2 separate regions of the Homo sapiens genome follow, and region 1 is linked to region 2. Evidence: read pairs that join two places in POLR2A ChIA-PET (ENCODE). Cell type or tissue: PC-9. All regions are shown on one strand.

The links. ChIA-PET counts read pairs that join two places held together with the same protein. Peaks named below come from ENCODE experiments on the same cell type or tissue, not always from the same donor. Only the 100,000 strongest peaks of a DNase experiment are listed, where the experiment ranks them.
Region 1: POLR2A ChIA-PET joins it to region 2 with 5 read pairs; 2 of 35 experiments call an interaction of 5 or more read pairs at or near these places.

Annotation. Positions count from the first base shown.
Region 1 is chr3:58,508,493-58,516,492 of GRCh38, reverse strand. It overlaps ACOX2 (acyl-CoA oxidase 2), which reads left to right. Exons shown (of 15, transcript NM_003500.4): 14 at 7,468-7,600. It also overlaps the pseudogene RPL27P9. Among named protein-coding and RNA genes, the nearest start is that of KCTD6, 20 kb to the right of the region's middle. In PC-9, no CTCF peak of the experiment used is centred here; no DNase peak of the experiment used is centred here.
Region 2 is chr3:58,379,709-58,387,708 of GRCh38, reverse strand. PXK (PX domain containing serine/threonine kinase like) reads right to left here. Exons shown (of 18, transcript NM_017771.5): 4 at 5,009-5,195. Among named protein-coding and RNA genes, the nearest start is that of PDHB, 50 kb to the left of the region's middle. In PC-9, no CTCF peak of the experiment used is centred here; a DNase peak (open chromatin) is centred at 3,548.

The DNA.
Region 1 (8,000 bases), 130 kb before region 2:
CATTTAATCCTTACAGCCCTTTGAAATGGGTACTATTAATCTCCTCATTTTATTGGAAAGGAAATTCAGGCTGATGGGAGTTGCCCAGTATCACACAATCAGCCAGAGGAGGGGCTGGGTACAATCTCAGGTCTGGCCCCTGGGCATGAGCTCTTAACCTGTATGTTAAGGTTAAGGTTGAGGTATTATATACTTTGAACACATCCTAGTCTTTGTTGAATGTGCTTAAGCAAATTCTTACCAAGTTTAGTAAACTTACCTTAATCTTCCCTCAGCTTCAAGATGAAAAATTTTTTTTAACTCTGTAATTCATATATTGATTTATAAAATAATAACACAAAGTTTTTTAATGCAGCATTAATGCAGTGCCATGTATGGTGAATGAAATACTAATGCAGTGCTTTCACACTATTATTCTATAATCTAAACGATTGCTTTAAAAACATATCAAAACCAAAGCCCAACCTGATCAGAGTCCTAGAAAAAAATAGAAATAAAAACAATAAAGAAAAAAAAAAGCCTGGGCAACATGGCAAAACCCCACCTCTACAAAAAATGAATCAGGCACACACCTGTAGTCTCAGCTACTCGGGAGGCTGAGGTAGGAGGATTGATTGATCCCAGGAGGTTGAGGTTGCAGTAAGCTATGATCACACCACTGCACTCCAGCCTGGGCAACAAAGTGAGACCTTGTCTCAAAAAAAGGAAAGAAAAGAAAACATTGCAAATTATTTACCATTGTCCATAAGATTAAAAAAAATGGACTAATTTGAGAATATAATCTTTTTGAGACCTCACTGGGCAGAAAATATGATACCTATTGCATGGGGTTAGAGGCGACTCCTAGAATCTCCAACAATTCTTATATCAACAAGACTAATAAAAAGAAAAAAAGAGGCTGGGAGCAGTGGCTCACACCTGTAATCCCAGCACTTTGGGAGGCCAAGGTGGGAGGATCACTTGAGGCAAAGAGTTTAAGACTAGCTTGGGCAACATAGTGAGACCCTGTCTCTAAAAGATTTGTAATTTTTTAAAAATAAGATTTTAAGACAGGTTTTTAAAAAACTAGACCAAATTCCTTTTATTTCTCACAATATGCAATATGTTACATGCCCTTTATGACTACTCATAGCATGTAACAGATAGCTGGTGGTCAAAAAAATGTTTGTTCAGGCCAGGCGCGGTGGCTAATACCTGCAATCCCAGCACTTTGGGAGGCCAAGGTGGGTGGATCACCTGAGGTCAGGAGTTCGAGGCCAGCCTGGCCAACATGGTGAAACCCGGTCTCTACTAAAAATACAAAAATTAGCTGGGTGTGATGGCACATGCCTGTAATCCCAGTTACTTGGGAGGCTGAGGCAGAATCGCTTGAACCCGGGAGGCAGAGGCTGCCGTGAGCCAAGATCGTACCACTGCACTCCAGCCTTGGCGACAAGAGTGAGACTCCATCTCAAGAAAAAAAAAAAAGTTTGTTCAGTTAAATCATCAAAAACTGTCAAAAATACGTTTGACACAATTATGTCCCAGGTATAAAACTTTCCCTAATACAGGGAATCCAGTGGTGAAAACTATTAAGAGCATAATTAAGTACTGCACAGTTCAAGCCCAAGGGTGTCCATCTTTTTGAAACTCTCAGAATTTAAAAGCACTTGAAAATAATGTTCTAGCCCCGGTTGTCAGTGATGATAAAATACAAAAGATTACCTTAACACCCTATAAGCATGTTTTTTAAATTTGCAAACAGCATTTCTAAGTGCTTGCCTTGGCTCCAGAAACTTACAATTCAAGACAAGACAGACAGCCCAGATGCAATCTGCCAACTTACTCATGCGTCAAACCCAGAAATTGATTTACTTCCATGATGGTTCCTAAGTAGCCTTACTACTGCAGGGTAATTAGGCACATAACAGATTCTATGCATATCACTGTTTGGTGTCACAGTTCCCTGCCTTGATTAGTCACTATCTCCCTAAGATTTCTGAGATGAAAACTGAAGGGCGGCATAGTATGCTATGGATGCCAAGAACAAGCTCTCTGCAATGTTAACTGACCCAAACAGTTTTTAGTTGTTTAAGCGGTCATAAAACCTCAGCTGGGGGGACTTCCAGGTAAAGATGACAGATTAAACTATGCATTTACTTCTGTTCTTTCCCGAAACCCTACTAAAACATCAGTGAATGGACTGAAATTTTTTAAAAGGCATAAACCCACAAAGAGAAAGAGATGTTGTCTCTGTGTTGTCCAGGCTGCTCTTGAACTCCTGGGCTCAAGGGATCCTCCTACCTTAGCCTCCCAAAGTGCTGGGATTACATGCATGAGCTAACACACCTAGCCTCTGTGAGTAATTTTAAGACTTTCCTTGACTCTGCCCTGGCAGAAGGGTAAATAGAGGATCTGTGGACTAGGGAGCATCAGGTATAGTTGATAATAAGGCTACCCTTCAGAAAACACAGGGTTCTTTATAGGCCAAATACTGACACCTCCCTCCCCCAGACCTTTTTTCCCACTGGTTCCTAAAAAACTGGCAGCCAGACTAGTACCCTGCAAGAAGATGGTAAGATGATCCTTCTCTGGAGAATCTGACCAGCCCAAGGAGAAGGAGCTAAAGACACTGACATCAGAGTCCCCCAATGGTCCACCCAATTCACTCCATAGTGAACCCCATACTAGCAAGCATAGCCACAAGTTTGTAATCAGCTAGTTAAGGCTTTGCTTTTAGCTATGATCAGACACTCAGGGATCACCAAACACCTGAAGAATGCCCCTAACATAAAAGATGGAGACCAAAACAAGCAAGAACAAGGCAATTCAGAGGACATAAGAGAATCCACAGGGAGAAGAAAACTTAAAAAAAAAAAACAGTGATATCTCAGAGTTAAGAGACGGTATTGCAACCACAAAATAAAAACCTGAATGCCATTATTTAAAACTAATATTCAGAGAACCTAAAAAAAGAGCTCCTTGAAGTTAAAAAATGATAATGGAAATGAAAAACTCAATGTAAGGACTGGAAGATAAAGTTGCAGAAATCTCACAGCAAGAAAGCAAAAAGACAAAAAAAAGGAGGACTTTTAAAAAGTAAGAGGACCAATCTTAGCTGTTCATCATCTGAAGAACAGGTCTAGAAAGAAGACAGAGAAAACAGAAGGAAGCGAATCATTAATAAAATAATTCAAGAAAACATTCCTCAAATGAAGGATACGAGTTTCAGATGAAAAAGGGTCACAGATGCCTACAGACTAGAGGAGAGGAGACAGGCACACACATGCACAAAATAAGTCACACTGTATACCATGTGAAATGGTAATACCTACCATGAAAGAAAGGATAGCAGGAAGTGGAGGAAAGAATGCTGGGGGTCAGTAGGGAGGAGGGGGAGCTACAATTTTAAGTAGGCCAGAGAAGGCCTCCCTGGGAGGGTGACATTTAAGGAAAGACCTGAGGAGAAGGTAGGGAGAAGCTGTTGTGGCTGCTAGGGAAAGAGCATTACAGGCAGAACATAAGTACAGTCATGCATCACTTAATGACTGGAGGATCCGTTCTGAGAAATGTGTCTTCAGGTGAGTCTGTCATCATGTGAACATCACAGAGTGTACTTACACAAGCCTAAATGGTATAGCCTATTGCTCGTACAGTCACACCTGCAAAGCATGTTGCTGTTCTGAATACTGCAGCCAATTCTAACATCAATCACTAAGCAATAGGAATTTTTCAGCTCTATCATAATGTCATGGGACCGCCATCATATACATGGTCCATCATTGACCAAAACATCATTATGCAGTGCATGACAGTACAAATGTTGGAGACCAGAGTGTGCTTGGCATATCCATCCAGAGAACACAGAAGAGGCCACAGGGGCAGGAATGGCATGACTGCGGTGGAAAATGACGGCAGAGGGCAGAGAGTTAAGGGAGTACAGTAGGGGGTGGGAAGAGACGGTAAGGTAGATCATTGCAAAGACTTAAGAGAATGCGAGGGTTTTGAGCATGGGATAGAATGGGAGGGTTTTGAGCATTGGATAGACACAACCTAAAAGAATCTGATGTGTATTTTTAAAGGCTTGCTCCAGCTGCCATATTAAGAACTAAGAGTGAAAAGCAGGGAGATCAGCTGGATCGCTAATGCAATCATCCAAGTGAGTGATGATAGTGGATTGGAGCAGTGACAGTGCTGGAGGTGGTGGGAATGGTTGAAGTTTGAATATATCTTGAAGGCAGAACAGGATTTGCTGACAGATTAGATGTATGGTGAGAAAGAAGAGAAGAATCAAGGTTTTTGGTCAGAAGGGCAGAGCTGCCATTTACTATAAATGCGGAAGACTACAGGAGGCCCAGGTTTGGGCAGGGTGGACGGGAAGGAGTTTGGGTTCAGATACATTACTTTTGAAGAGCCTATCAGAAATCCAAGTACAGATGTTGGTAAGCAGGGGACACTGGAGGGATAAGTTTGGAAGTCATTGGCGTATGGTTGATATTTAAAGCCTTGAGAAGAACATCACAAGGAGTGCATGAAGAGAAGAGGTCCAAGTACTCAGTCTTGAGACCCTCGCAAGATAATAAGGAAGTAACCGTGGCAAGAGCTATTTCTGTGGAGTGGTGGGAGTAAAAACATGAACAGATCCAGTTCAGGAGAGAATGTGAAAATTGGAAATCATAAGCATAAACACACATAACACTTTCAGGGAGTTTTGTCCTAAACGGGAGCCAAGGTGATGGAGAAGGAAATAGAGTCAAAAGCTTGTGTTTAAGATGGGAGAAATGATTGTCTGTTTGTATACTGATGGAAATGATCCAGTAGAGAGGGGATTTTTTTTTCTTGTACCTTTCTTTGAACTTGATCTTGGCCTCCCATCACGCCTTGTGTTTAAGAGCAAGGTCTTTGAGGAGATCCTTGTTGATGACAGTTTGTCCAAGAGGATATCTACAGAGTACCTTGTGGGCATGAGGTGATTGCAGTTATAAGCTTTTGCAAAAGACTTGATCCTTGACCTCTTGGAGATCTTCTTGCCTATGGCAGCTGTCACTTTGTGAGGATAGCAGTCAATTCCAGCTACCAAAGCATGACTGTAAGAATGGACTGAGGTGCCATCATCAATGTCCTTCATGATAATGGCTTTGCGTCCAGAGTAGCATCCAGCCAGGACCAGCACCACTTTCCCACTTTTTCATGAACTTGCCCATTTTGACAGCAACCAGCCAGGCCTACAGTAAAAAGAAAGAAGGGCATTTCCACTAACTTTTTACCCCTGAGGGGAATTTTGATGTTGTTGGAGAAAGGCAGGAGAATGTTGTTCTCCAGTATGCAAGAGGAAAAGACATCTAGTAGACAAGGAGGGACTGAGGCCTGAGCTGAGAGCCTGAAGAGAGAAAGCATTGTATGTATAAATGCAAGGGTGGGAACTTACACAGATTCTCTTACTGCTTCCACTTCATTAGTGAAATACGATGTAAAGCCATCCAGGCAAAAGAGATGGGAAAGGTGGATAGTGTCAATCTGAGGATCAAAGAGATGGTAAGAAATAACTGCCTAAGAAAAAGAAACAGTAAATGAACAATGAGTAAATATAGCAATGTAATACGATTGCTGAGCTGCAATCAGGGCCCACTTGAGCCCTTATTACACCAGTTATGATTGTTTTTTCCAGCCATGTATAGTTACAAAGGTGGTGGCACAAAGTGGGTGGAAAACTAAAGACAAAGAGGTATGCGTTTTGCTAAACAGGTATGACAAAGCAAGAAAAATCGTTGAGTGTGTGTGTGTGTGTGTGTGTGTGTGTGTGTATATATATATATATATATATATATATATATATATATATATATATATTTTTTTTTTTTTTTTTTTTTTTTTTTTTTTTGAGCGGGAGTCTTGCTCTGTTGCCCAAGCTGGAGTGCAGCGGCACGATCTCAGCTCACTGCAACCTCTGACTCCCAGGTTCAAGCGATTCTCCCACCTCAGCCTTCCCAGTAGCTGAGACTACAGGCACACACCACCACACCTGGCTAATTTTTGTATTTTTAGTAGAGACAGGGTTCCGCCATGTTGGCCAGGCTGGTCTCGAACTCCTGACCTCAGCTGATCCATCTGCCTCGGTCTCCCAAATTGCTGGGATTACAGGTGTGAGCCATCGCGCCCGGCCTGTTGAATGTATTTTTGAGAGAGTAATAGAACATGGAATTTCAGCTGGATAAGGAATGAAGTGAGACCACAAGGGGGCAGGGGGACATTAAATTGGCGGTAGGGCTCATATGATGTTGGGGATCATCAAGAAACGATTACATTGGATACAGTATCCCAGTTACCACCAATGCTTTAATGACACACAATCATCATAATGTCAATACTAAATATTGGTCTGGCCAAAATTATAACTATATTGGGAGGCCCGAAGGCCAGGAGGAAGAAGAATGGGAACAAGGGGAGGTAGGAGTGAAGAGAGGGGGTGATAAATATAAATCTTTACCTTTTGAATGAAGATTCAACAGATAATATCTCAAACTGAACCATCAACAAGCAGCAATATAAACAAGATATTTTGACATTCAGATAAATACTGAAATATCAACTAAAAGATTGAAATTGCCAGCCGGGCATGGTGGCTCATGCTTGTAATCTCAGCACTTTGGGAGGCCGAGGTGGGCAGATCACCTGAGGTCAGGAATTCGAGACCAACCTGGCCAACATGGTGAAACCCCATCTCTACTAAAAATACAAAAATCAGCCAGGCATGGTGGCAGGCGCCTGTAATCCCAACTACTCGGGAGGTTGAGGCAGGAGAATGGCTTGAGCCCGGGAGGTAGAGGTTGCAGTGAGCTGAGATTGTGCCACTGCACTCCAGCCTGGGCAACTGAGACTCTGTATCAAAAAAAAAAAAAAAAACAGATTGAAATTGCTTCTGAGGAAAAAGAAGTGGAAATCAGACAGGTATATGCTCGTTATTTATTTATTTATTTATTTATTTTGGGACAGGAGTCTCACTCTGTCGCCCAGGCTGGAGTGCAGTGGCATAATCTCCACTCACTGCAACCTCCGCCTCCTAGGTTCAAGTGATTCTCCTGCCTCAGCCTCCCAAGTAGTTGGGACTACAGGCATGTGCCACCATACCTGGCTAATTTTTTGTATTTTTAGTAGAGACGGGGTTTCACCATGTTACCCAGGATGGTCTTGATCTCCTGACCTCATGATCCACCTACTTCGGCCTCCCAAAGTGCCGGGATTACAGGCGTGAGCCACCACGCATGGCCGGATATGCTGTTTTTTTAAACAAGCCTTACGGAACCCTTTGACTCATTATACTATGCACATATAACTGATTAAAAAATAAAAACTAAAAAAAAATGCTGAATTGTTTGAAAAGCGAATAATCATGCAACCTCTAATTAGGTATTGTTATTCACCATCCAAGACTAGTTTGATTCATAAGAGCAATCTAAAATACTTACAAACTCTTGTTTCCTATCCCAGGAAGGATGCCATCCTGTTAACTGATGCTTTTGACTTCACCGATCAGTGTTTAAATTCAGCACTTGGCTGTTATGATGGAAACGTCTACGAACGCCTGTTCCAGTGGGCTCAGAAGTCACCAACCAATACTCAGGTAGTTGAGTGGAACACATTATAAATTATGTAAGAAAGCAGAGAACAGGCAGTGAATACACCTTCATGTTCTCCCATTTTAATTGATTCCCGTTAGGTTGGCAATCACTTGGCGTAGCACGTCTGTTTAAAATATTCTTAGAGAACACATAAAAGAAACAAGGAGTGGCAGTATGGCCTGGCAGGAACTCTGAGCCTGGATTGTAATCAGCAAAATGCACTGCTCGGAACTTAGTAAAGGGAATTAAGAGGAAGGCCCAAGCTCTAAATCATGGCTTGACAGACCCAAGTGCATACACACAGAGTGGTAAACCGGCTTTTAAGTAACAAAAAGAAGGAGATAAATCACTGCGGTAATTGAACCACCTTATTTTCAGCCTTTTAACTTTCAGTTTTGTGTA
Region 2 (8,000 bases):
GACTGTATGCTCTGGCTGGAAGGGTAAAGCCAGGATATATCTTCTCAAGCTGCTCTGCCCAGAGCACTGGCCACTGCCTCTCGGCCTGGCTACCTTCTACTCACCCCTCAGATCTCCGTGTAGGAATGAACTCTTCTGGGAAGCCTTCCTTCAACTTTAGGTGTGGATCATCCATGCCCCCGCCTCCTTCCCCAAGGTGCTCCCTAACATTTACTCTGCCACAGCCATCACCTGTCAATCTCCCTGTGTAACTGTCATGGAGTAGGAACTGGGGAAATTATTCTTTCCTCCTGGCTGCATACATAGCACATGGCACACAGTAGATGCTCAATAAATATCTGATGAAGCAGGAACCAAGGGTTCAATTGTGTTCAGCAGATGTGGAAACTCTCTCCCATTAGAACATGAAATCCATGAGAAGGAAGGCATCTGCCCTCTAGTTCTGACACAGGAACTGACTGACACATGTGGAAAAACTGCATGCTCAGAAAGTGCTGATAAACAAGCTGGAGACAGGAAATGGAGAGCACAGCCTTCAAGTCCATCCTGTACTTCCCACAGAGCTCAGTTGTACCAGGCGCCCCCAGTGCGAGCAGTCATTGAATTCCTGGATCGCAGCCCCATGGAATGACTGCAGGGAACAAACACTGACTCCTCTAGGACTGGAGCTAGGGTCCAGACTCCTAGTCCACCACAGCAGATTGCACTGCAGAAAGGCCTGCAACCTCACCAAATACCCTGCTGTTGTTCTAAATATAGTCCTCTTTCCCCACTCTCTCCCTTTTTATATCCCAGAGTCCACTACTTTCCTACCTTTTCAAGGGATTCCTGGGGCTTTAGGCCTAAAAGGGGAACTTCAGCACTCCCTGCTCTATTCCCCCTCCCCAGCCTCTTGTTTTATAGGTCAGGATGTGGGCCCACTGAGAGGAAATGCTGCTAATGACAAAGCTGGGACCATGATACAGGCCTCTTGATTTCTGGTTCAAATGACTTTTGCATGGACATTAAAACCCCCTTACTCCAAGAGGGTATAAGGACTGAGGCAGGAAGATGGCTACAGTGCAGTGAGGCTTTTAAATGATAGAAGTACCTTGTTAAAAAGATGAATATTGTAGGCCAGGTGCAGTGGCTCATGCCTGTAATCCCAGCGCTTTGGGAGGCCGAGGTGGGCGTATCACAAGGTCAGGAGTTCAAGACCAGCCTGGCCAACATCGTGAAACCCCATCTCTACTAAAAATACAAAAAAATTAGCTTGGCATGGTGGCAGGTGCTTGTAATCCCAGCTACTCGGGAGGCTGAGGCAGGAGAATCACTTGAACTGGGGGGCTGAGGTTGCAGTGAGCCAAGACCACGCTACAGCACTCCAGCCTGGCCAACAGAGTGAGATTCTGTCTCAAAAAAAAAAAAAAAAAAAAAAAGTAAGGGGGATATATGTGTGAGATAGATTCTCAACACAAACTTCTCAGGACCAGGAGATACCTGTTTTCCCTGCACAACAGCTGGCCCTCAATTAGACTTTCTAATTCAAATGAACACCTCACAACTCCCTCACAGAAGACCAAGGGTCTACATTTCCTTTCTGAGGATTGGCTCTTCTGGAGAAAACCTGGAAAAGAAAGAAAGGCTCAGCAGTCCCAGGCTGGGGACCCAGGGAAGAGAGAAGGAAGCTGCCAATGTCCTGAGAGCTCCCAGTTAGCCATCCCCTGGGAGCAGAATGCCATCACAGTCCCCCTCCAACAAGACACCCTCACCCTCCATCAGAGCAAGGACCAGGAAAAGTGCTCTGCTGATTCTGGCCACCACTTGAACACAGAACTCAAATCCTGCTGAAATGAAGCTGGGTGGTGACTGCAGACCATGTGGAAAATGAGAAGAGGTGGAGACATTATCCACATTAAAAGGGAAAAGTGGGCCAGGCACAGTGGCTCATGCCTGTAATCCCAGCACTTTGGGAGGCTGAGGTGGGCAGATCATTTGAGCTCAAGAGTTTGAGACCAGCCTAGTCAACATAGTGAAACCCCCTCTCTACAAACAATGAAAAAATTAGCTGGGCATGGTGGTGTGCACTTGTAATCCCAGCTACTCAGGAGGCTGGAGCGCAAGGATCACTTGAACCCAGAAGGTCACGGCTGCACAGAGCTGGGATAGTGCCACTGCGCTCCAGCCTGGGCAACAGAGTGAGACCCTTGCTCAAAAAACAAACAGGGAAAGCGGCCCTGCTTAGAGAAGTGCCACAAGGTGAGAGGCGTGCAGGGTATGTTCCGTGGGCCATGCTGTGAATCTCAGGAATGGTCCTGTCAAGCTGGCATGGAGGTGGCAGCCTATGCTTCCTTTTCCTGAGGTGGCTGGTATGTCAGCCTTGAGGCTAGACAAACTCCGAAATTTCATTCAAAGGGTGAAATAAATCAACATCTCTCTGAAAACAGCATCCATCACCTATTGTTTAATTCCGGGATTGTGCCCTCTGAATAGCAGCCAGCACAGGTTCCGGCAGGAGTTTCTGGTGGTCTTTTTATACCCCTGCCCACATCTGCTTTGGACTCCTGACTCTCTACCATGCTGGAGGCCTGGGGGTGGGGAGGGGGAGTAGAGATCAAAGACAACAACAGCATGTGGGGCAGGTACAGAAAAAAGCAGAGAACCAACAACTGTCAGAATAGACAACCTTCTAGGAGTTACAAAGCATTTTAACTTAAACACTCAGACCAGACTAAAGTCACACAAATGTGCAATCCTGGCTAGGGCCCTCCCTCTCTGGGGGCCTTAGGTGAACTCATTCATGAAAAGAGAGGGTTAGACATGATACATCTGCTCTAAGATCCCTTTTAGCTCTGACCCCATGGGACTCAATGTACTTCTGGTACCAGCTCCCTGAGAGCAAGGAACACATTTATTTGTGCCTGCATCCCAACACCCAGCACACATCACATTTGTTGAATAAATGGCATCATTACACGTGCACTACACCTTGATGCTTGCCCTCAGGAGAACATTAGCAAGCACTCGCAGGGAATGAGGGAGATAAACCACTGAGTGGGCCTGGGTTAGGGCTGATTTGACAAGTCAGTCCAGATGGCCTGCTGTCTGACAATTTTGGGAACAATCAAGGTGAAACACTGAGAAATGAAAGCCACAAAAGATGCTACTTTGACAGAATTCAAGCTGTCCCTAGAGCCCCAGTCCTATCTGTGCTATCTTTTCTCTTCCGTGAACAAAAAAAACAAGTGAAGGCAGGAATGGAATCCTTGTAACAACTCACTGCTCCATTTGGTAACTTACAGTAAGTGTGAGTTTGAAATAAACTTTCCTTCTCTTGGTTACACTCTAGAAAGGCATTTTCCTTAGCCCTGTAGAGCACTTCGGTTAGGAAATGGCAGGTACATCCTAGCGTGAGGCTTCTCACGCTTTAATGTGCGTGCAAATCACCTGGGGACCTTGTTAAAATCAGATCCTGATTCAGGAAGTCTGGGATGAGGACTGAATTCTGCACCTTCAACAAGCTCCCAGTGATGCCAATGCTGCTGGTCAGAGAACCACACTGTGAGTCACCAGCCTCAAGGGCTGTGGTTTTCAAACTTGGCTCCATATTGGAATCACTTGGGAAGCTTTACAGACTACAAGCTCCAACCACAAGACTCCGATTTAATCAGCATGCACGCAGCCTGGGCATGAGAAATTTTTCTAACGCTCCCCAGGTGATTCTACTGTGGAGAAAAACTTGGTGCCTGCCAAGTAGACATCTGTTTCCCCTCTCTGAAATAGGAATATTTTGGTGAATGAATGGGTATGAATAAATAAATAAAAGGAATAAAATAGGAATAAAAATGCCTCTCTCTAATTACTTCAAAAGCAATGTTTTAAGGACTCAATTATCTGATATGGTGTATTCTCTTAGCAAGCAAAGTAACAATATCCATAGTTCCACTTAGAAAGTCTCTAAAGCATGGTTTCTCTTTAAACAAATCAGGTGAAACAATGGTTTCTACTGTTCTTTTCAAAGTGACACCAGAATGTATTAAGTATTTAGTTTCTCATTCTGCTGACATCAGGCTTAGGTTATTCATGCCAGCTTTGAGTGTAATCGGTACTGGAAGAGAAGCCCTTTCAACCACAGTACCTTGGCGGCTGCCCTGATCCAGGAAAGATTTGGAAGAGAATGACCTCCTATGCTTTGCACTGAGTGGGTCTCAGGGAGCAAATAGGAAGACACAGAGAGGACCCTTCTGAATCACTGCTGTGTTTAAAGTAAATTCCCAGAAAAAACAGAACACACAACATATTGTAAATACAAAAACAGAGCCAAATACAAATCAGATTAAGATTATTGTATGTATAAGGTGTTGATTAGAGGTCAAAAGTAATATAAAAATTACTGTATGCGTTATTGTGGATTAATTATTATTATTATTATCTTTTTAAGACAGAGTCTTGCTCTGTTGCCTAGGCTAGAGTGCAGTGGTGCTATCTCGGCTCACTGCAACCTCCACCTCCCGGGTTCAAGCGATTCTCCTGCCTCAGCCTCCCGAGTAGCTAGGATTACAGGCATGTGCCACTATGCCTGGCTAATTTTTGTATTTTTAGTAGAGACAGGGTTTCACCATGTTGGCCAGGCTGGACTCAAACTCCTGACCTCAGGTGATCCAACCGCCTTGGCCTCCCAAAGTGCTGGGATTATAGGCATGAGCCACCGCGTCTGGCCTATTGTAGATTACTTACTCTCTGTTCTGTCAGGGAAGACAATAAAGGCAAGAGTATAAGTATACATACAATAATTTCTCTTCCATATTTTTCTGTGCAGACTTTACAAATATTTTGGAAGTAACTTATTTTCTTCTTATACATCTACAGTAAACTACAATCAAGAAAATCTTAGTAAATTCATAATATGCTATAACAAATGTATACACATCCCCATTTTGAGAAAACATTTCTCCCACATACGTTATCTCCAGCAAGGGACAGTGCCTCTTTAGCCATGTGACCATAATTCACAGATTCCTTCGCTTACCAGTATAGTTTGCGGAATAGTTGTTTGGATCTAAAAACTTCTTAACCAGCTCACAATTAGACAAGATATGATTTGTTGTGATCACGTTGAGATAGTTCTGAAGACCTTTCTGCCTTTCAGCTATGAATTCACGATCCATGTTACCAATCAATTTTTTGGGAGGAAGAGGTAGACTTAGGCCTGCAATCTTTAAAAAAAAAAAAAAAAAGTTACACTCATGTCATCCACAAATAAGAATCAACACAAAAATCTTGACCTATCATATTTCATTAAACCTAAGACAATGCAGATTTTAGATGCATCCTAATTTCAGTGATATAAAAATTGTGAAAAACTGCATTTAGAATTGATAAAATACTGTATTAAGCATATTTTATTTTATTTTTGAGATGGAGTTTACTATGTCACCCAGGCTGGAGTGCAGTGGTGCGATTTTGGCTCACTGAAACCTCCACCTCCTGACTTCAAGAGATTCTCCTGCCTCAGCCTCCTGAGTAGCTGGGACTACAGGCATGTGACATCACGCCCAGCTAATTTTTGTATTTTTAGGAGAGACAGGGTTTTACCATGTTGGCCAGGCTGATCTCAAACTCCTGACCTCAAGTGATCCACCAGCTTCGGCCTCCCAAAGTGCTGGGATTACAGGTATGAGCCACCACATCTGGCCAGGCATAGTAATTTTAAAACTTTATTTTTTTAATGTGCTTTTATTTTTACTAAAGTTACATAAAAACATAATTTCAAGAGTAACTCACTTTCTTAAATTATTACTGGCAGTCCCATGACACCCCTTACCCCTGCTACCAGGTGACATAACCATTCTCTGCTCCCCTAAGACAGCCACGTTCGAGTCTCTCAGCTGATCTTTTGACAATGGGGAATGCTCATACTGTCATGGCTTGATTTTTCATTTTTAGGCATTATCTGTAGATTTCCCATTATGGAAGATGAGGATTAAGTTCTCTTTCACAATCCTAACCTCATCTCACACACATCCTGTCCCTAATCCTCCTGACATCATTATATTATAATTCGATTTGGTACAATATTCACATTTACCTTAAGTAAATAATATTCACAACTGAGCTAGAGCCATGCTTACTTTTCCTTTACAGCAACTTGTAGTCTTTTTTTTTTTTTTTTTTGGTTTTCTATTCAACTTGAAAGTCTCCATCCAAGCCTTCTCTCAACACATTCAGATACACAGCTGCGTCAGTTTTATCTTTTGAAGGGTACCTTCCAGAGTCCAACAACCTACTCCAAGCAGGACTGGCGGTCCCTACACTGCTGCAAAGGTGGCATCCTGGGACCTCCTTTCATCCTTATCCTAGAGATGTTTTTGCTTTTGTCATACTAAACCCCATTTTGTATCCCCTACATTCATTTTTTGTACATAATTCCCTTGTTTTTGGTAGAGTGTAACCTCTGTTGGCTTTTTTTTTTTTTTTTTTTGAGACGGAGTCTCGCACTATCGCCTAGGCTGGAGTGCAGTGGCGTGATCTCGGCTCGCTGCAAACTCTGTCTCCTGGGTTCACCCCATTCTCCTGCCTCAGCCTCCCAAGTAGCTGGGACTACAGGCGCCAGCCACAATGCCCAGCTAATATTTTCGTATTTTTAGTAGAGACGGGATTTCACCGTGTTAGCCAGGATGGTCTCGATCTCCTGACCTCGTGATCCACCCACCTCGGCCTCCCAAAGTGCTGGGATTACAGGCGTGAGCCACCGCGCCTGGCCCTCTGTTGGCGTTAAAAAGGAGAGCAGGAGATACATTTTTTTGAAACCTTGCATATATAAGGATGTCTTTATCCTCCCCTTATACTTGATTTATAGCTAGTGTTGATGTGGAATTTTAAGTTGGGGATACATTTTCTTCAGAATTTTATTTCTATTTCTTTCTTTACTTACTTACTTTGAGACAGAGTCTCCCTCTGTCACCCAGGCTGGAGTGCAGCAAACTCCGCCTCCCGGGTTCAAGCAGTTCTCCTGCCTCAGCCTCCAAGCAGCTGGGATTACAGGCATGTGCCACTGCACCCGGCTAATTTTTGTATTTTTAGTAGAGATGGGGTTTTACCCTGTTGGCCAGGCTGGTCTCGAACTCCTGACATCAAGTGATCTGCCTGCCTTGGCCTCTCAAAGTATTGGGATTACAGGCGTGAGCCACTGCACCCGGCCTTTCTTCAGAATTTTAAATAAATATTTGGTTGTCTTCTAGTTTATAGTGCTGCTGTTAAAGGTTCAAGCATATTGATGCCTTTTTTTTTTTTTTAAGAGATAGGGTCTTGCTTTGTCACTCAGGCTGCAGTGTGGTGGCGTGATCATAGCCCACTGTCGCCTCAAATTCCTGAGCTCAAGAGATCCTGTCACCCCAGCCTCACAAGTAGCTGGGACTACAGGTGCACGCCACCACACACAGCTAATCATAATGATTCTTGATCCATTTTTTGTTGTTGTTTTCCCATAAGCTTTCAGGATCTTCTCTATGACCTCAGTTTGTGACTTTCATGTGTCTGTTTTCATCCCTCATGGTGAGCACTCAGTCCTTTCAAACTAAAAACTAATCTCCTTAAGTTATTTGGCCTTTTATTGTATTGTTAGGTCATTATTTCTTCCCCTCCATGCCTTCTGCTTTCTTTTACTGAAACTCCTATTTTTTCAATGTTGGACTTCCTGGACTGCTCCTGTAATTTTATCTTTTTAATTTTCTGCTCTTTTTGTTTTGTTTTGTTTTTGAGACAGGTTCTCACCCTGTCACCCAGGCTAAAGTGCAGTGGCATGATCACCGCTCACTGTAGCCTCGACCTCCTAAGCTCAAGCAATCCTGTCACCTCAGCCTCTACAAGTGGTACACACCTGTAGCTGGGACTACAGATGTGCACCACCATGCCCGACTAATTTTTGTATTTCGCTTTTCTTTTTTTTAAAGAGTATTTCCTTTATCTTTTAGCCCTTCTAAATAGTTGTCTACTGTTACTTTTTATTTGTAAGTACTCTT